2 separate regions of the Mus musculus genome follow, and region 2 is linked to region 1. Evidence: chromatin loops called from intact Hi-C (ENCODE). Cell type or tissue: gastrocnemius. All regions are shown on one strand.

What was found. A loop is a pair of places that touch in the nucleus more often than their neighbours do. Peaks named below come from ENCODE experiments on the same cell type or tissue, not always from the same donor. Only the 100,000 strongest peaks of a DNase experiment are listed, where the experiment ranks them.
Region 2: a loop joins it to region 1, with 2.4 times the contacts of the local background. A loop is called at or near these places in 16 of 42 quality-filtered maps.

Annotation. Positions count from the first base shown.
Region 1 is chr13:109,906,546-109,909,045 of GRCm38, reverse strand. The region is part of intron 8 of Pde4d (phosphodiesterase 4D, cAMP specific); the gene reads right to left. Among named protein-coding and RNA genes, the nearest start is that of Mir1904, 4.0 kb to the right of the region's middle. In gastrocnemius, a CTCF peak has its summit at 1,232 (motif pointing right); a DNase peak (open chromatin) is centred at 1,245; H3K4me3 peaks cover 2,500 bases; H3K27ac peaks cover 2,500 bases.
Region 2 is chr13:109,621,077-109,623,576 of GRCm38, reverse strand. The region is part of intron 3 of Pde4d (phosphodiesterase 4D, cAMP specific); the gene reads right to left. Among named protein-coding and RNA genes, the nearest start is that of Gm32703, 180 kb to the right of the region's middle. In gastrocnemius, a CTCF peak has its summit at 1,175 (motif pointing left); a DNase peak (open chromatin) is centred at 161.

The sequences.
Region 1 (2,500 bases):
ACAATAACAAAAGAAAAAAACATTTGGTATTTTCCACGGGACAAGATCATAAACCCACTATTACATTAGCTGCTGTGTCCAATTTAACTAATATCCTAGTGAATATCACGGATGTGTCTGCCCTTTAAGAAAGTCTCTAGGTCCATCACCCAACTGTTGGAGTGAAGAAACTGTTTTCCTATTCCTGACATCCCTTCAAAGCATCGTCTCCTGGCCTTGGTTGTGGGGAAGGAGGGAAGCTTGAATCATGCTAAGGACACTCACTCTTTTATCCAACTAAGCCTTAACATTTTGATTGTTTTTAAAAAAGGGCGGGATAGTTCATACTCTACCATAGAAGCTACCATTTTCCTATAAATCAAATTGATTGACTGATGATAGCTGAAAGCATTCTCTTAGTAATTGATTTATTTAATGAAACATAGAAGCAAGGGGTGAGGGGTCAGTTTATGCGAGCCAACACAGAAAGCTGACACAGGAACGGAACCAATGACACTGTTGGCTTTTTTCCCTGTAGTCTCTCATGTCTTGCTACATTATAAACAAAGACCTTACATGTCAATGAAGTGAAAATCCTTATAGCAATGTTTCCAGACCAGAGAGATGCACATACTCACACACTCACACACACACACAGATGTGTGCAAAACTTAAAGCATTTTAAGCAAGTGTTTTGTTTTGTTTTTCTATTACTACTTATAAGCAAAGAGAGAATTTTTTTCTAGCTGTGGTACTATATTTTATGTTTTTATCTTTTATGTGAGGCTCTAGAGACAAAAAAAAAAGAACAAAAAAAGCAAACAAACAAAAAAAAAAGCTTTCCCAAATCTACCTTTATTAAGAAGTTGGAAACATAAGACACCAAACTCAAAATATCAAGAAGCCAAGTTCCCAGCTTCTATGGCTATACAAGAGCTTTTCTCTTAAAATTTATATATTTATTGAGGCATATATATGTATATATATGAACTCTTAAGAATCCTCTTTTTTATGTTTTAACAGCTAAAACTATTTTAATTGTCACTACTTAAAATGTCTCTTGCAACTAACTTAGCTTCCTTCATAATGGGATTTCGGTCCTTCTGAGTTCCCTTATACTTTTGTGGGGCAGGGCTGGAATATCTTAAGTTTCAGCTACAGCTGTGAACAACCCATCTTCCTTCCTGCAAACCTCCTGGCCGGAAGAAAACCGTTATCTGAAGTCAACAGCAAGTGCTAGCCTGTGCTATGCGCTGGCACCCATACGGCAGCAGGGGGAGCCAGTGGGAAAATAGTTGAGAAGAACCAGGCTCCAGAAGAGAAGCTTAATTTGTTCTCAAAGCAGAGGAAGAGAGCAGCAATGGACCAAAAAGACAAACTAAGACTAACAGAGAACGCGTCACTACGTGTGCAAAGCCGATGTGGGTGCCTTTGAAGGGAGCCACGGAAAAACCTTAAGTCTTTGCAAAGGATGCTCGAATCCCAATTTCAAGACCAAGTTACAGTTCGCTGGAAAGCCCAGTGCTTTTCAAGAGTGCTGAGCTACCAAACTGCCCCCAAAATGTGAGAGCAGACACAAGCTAGTATTTTTAGATTGATATGTTTTAGGGCTATTTCAAAAGGATTTCATTTTTCTCCTGCAAGCATCACTGATCTTACATGGAAGACGCAGTAAAATGAGCATTATTAGATCATGAGAGGGTTGTTGCAAGGTTGGAACAGAAATTTCTTTGAACCCCGGGGACCAGACTTCTGCCGGCTCTCATGCAGACACCTCCCAACCCTTATCTGACCCCTTTGGGGTGTGTGTGTGACCAGAAACACCATGAAAGTATCTTAAAGTATTTTACTTTGAAAGTATTTTAGCTTTGCAAAATCTGTATAGAAGGACAGCAATGTGCCCCCCAGACTCATACATATGTATGTCTTGAAGGCTAGCAAGGCCTATATTTCCAGCTACAGTATAGCAGAAAAACACCTCATTCTATCTGGAATTTAAATGTGAACTTAAGAAATGCCTGGACATCTCCTTAGAACCTCAAACTATTCTAGCTATTTGTGGATGATAAAGACATATTACAAAAATCTATGACACATAGAATTTCTACCAAAAATTACTCTTGTGCAGTAAACTAATAAAATCGAATATTTCAGACAAAAAAAGGAACTCAAGAAAACTTGACCCCAAACTCTTATATTGCCCTTTCAAAATGGTTATTGTTATGCCTCAGATTATACTAAAGGAAAGTGTAGCTTAAAAAGTTTACATTATGATTTTTTTTAATAACTCAGTGAAGAAGAGAATAAAACACAGAGTGAACTTCTAGGTCTGTCCGCCTCTAAAGCGCTGAGGCCTCACTGAAATTGCCCTCAATTGCTGGTTCCGGGGTAGGGGATGGGGGTGGGGAGGGAAATCTGTACAACTCTTAGGCAGATTAATGTGCATTTGAGAGTAAATGCTGTAGATGTAATCACTCAAATTAAATGCCATCTGGAATCTCTTACGCCTCCAATACAAGCA
Region 2 (2,500 bases), 290 kb after region 1:
TCTTATTGTGCCAGCTAGCCCAGTGTCACTTCTCAGCACTAACAAATGCAGGTCACAGTCAGAAGGCATTAAAAGACTCAGGGGATTTCAGGTTAGTCTTCACCAATGTGAACAGCTGGCAGGTATGACCCCTGAACACGCTCAGCCTGTTGGAATCTGTCTCATTGCCAAGGGATCCAGTGAATGAGCAGAGACTCTAGCAATTTCTGGAAGAAGCTGCCAAGGAGGGATGCTCTGAGGGCTATGGAGTATCCCAACTGCAGAGAGCTGACTCGTTGGGAACACTCAAGGATGTAGGCTTACAGCATTCAGTAGAACAGTTCAGTATGATGCCACTGGATTGTAAAGAGTATTTTGAAACATTACAGGGAATGCTTTGTTAAGAGGTGTATTATCAAAAGGAGACTAGGAGTAGAATCTCAAAAATCATTTACTAATTAAAATATACGCCAAAATATCGACTTTTTTTTTTCTGGGCAATAGAACTATAGAAATTTGTACATGATCTTTCCTGTAGAGTTGTCATGTCACTGACAACTACTACACGTTACTGTAATGTACAGATAAAATTGGATATATGTTAATAAAAAGTTGAGCATCAAAGCTACTTTTTTTTTTCCTCACTATGAATTTTAGAGTTTTAGACAGATTTCAACAAAAGGTCATGAACAAAGACCTTTGGGTCTCTTTTAAATTAGTCATGTCTCAGAGAAATTTCACAAGTTGCCGAGATGTTAAAGGTGCTGAAAGAAGTGCTCAGAAACCAGACAGGACCTCACATCACTTAGCACTTATAGTGGTGTGATCTAAAATTAAATTAGAAGGAGCATGGTGAGGTCTACAGAAGCAGAATTGTAAAGGAGAGAGCAGTCGGTTTCCTAGTGTGGACCAGCAGCCATGGTAGGGACAAAGGAAAGGAGAGAAAGAGGTCTAAAGGGATTTGCCAGGTCTAAAAAGAAATTCTCCTGCAGAGAGACAGGGACACAGAGAGACACCGAGACAGAGAGAAACAGAGACAGAGAGGCAGCAGAGAGGGAGGGAGGAAGATAGAAAGACAAAGATAGAGAGAGACCCAAAGAGAGAGACAGAGACAGGGAGAGACAGAGACAGACAGATAGAAAGAGACAGAGAACTGAAAGTTAACACAATGCCCCCTAGTGAAGACAGGGTTTCACAGCGATCCCTGCGGCTGGGCATTTCCTTTCCTTTCCTCACCCAGTCCAACTTCCAGTCCTTTAGAGGATGCAGATATGGACAACACAGAACCCGTGATACTATTAAATATTCACAAATTGCCAGAGACAAGGCTCAGCTGCTAAAAGCACTTGCCGCCTATCTGAAGTCTTGATTTACATCCCCATGACCTATGTGGTGAGGATGAGTGGAGACAACTAATTCCTCCAAATTGTCTTCTGCACATGGATACACACACACACACACACACACACACACACGCACACATACACACACACGCACACACACACAATTGAATTTAAAAAAATTAAAGACTTGCATAAATGATCCACATAACTATATTTATTAATGACAATGTCTTGAAAGAACTTTTAAAAATAGGAAATCTGTATCTATGTTTGTCCCTATGATTTCTGACATTTGCTCTTTTTTTCTCTCATAAAAGTTTTTACCCATTTCACAAGACAAAGAATTGAATACTGAAAATTATACACAACGCCACAGTTAAATACTGTCTTTTCATATTAAAAATTTAGAGTCAGCAAGCTATAAAGAGAACAGGCTCAGACTGATGAGGAGAGGAGATTCACCCTGGGTTGGCTAGCACCATAGCTAAGCTCTGGGCCTAGCCCAGACTGATCAGATGTTCAAAGATCCTCCCTTGTAAGTAAGTGCCTGGAGCCTCTCCTGACAGTGGTACCCCCAACTTTCAGGTCTTGAAGTATAGCCAGTTCTCTGGCATAGTCTGAGACAGTTTGAAATCTTACAACAGCCACTCCCAAGGACAGCAATTGGATCACAAACCCATGTTTTATTGTAAAAACCACAGACAATATGAAAGGCCAAGACAACTTATCTCTCCCAAATCTGCTAGTCCTGTATGAATGTTCTTCAGTGAGAATTGCCTAGACGGACTCCAGAACTCCAAAGAACAATCATAAATGTCAGCCAAGAATTCAAGGAGTTTAAAGAGGACACAAACAAACAGTTCAATGAACTTTTTTTAAAAAAGTAGCAATAAATGCCTGAGTGATGATGTCTAGGAAGACACAAACATACAACTGAATGAAGTGACAAAGAAAATCCAGGATCTGAAAACTGAATTCAATAAAGAAGTAGAACTCAAGCTGAAACGATGATGGAAATAAAACCTCAATAACTCCAACCTAAGCAGCAGGAGGAACCTTATAAGAAGAACAGATCAGGTAGAAGATAGAGTACCGTGATTGGAAGATAAAGTGAGAAGCTAGACCATACATTCAAAGAACATTAAAACACACACACACACACACACACACACACACAC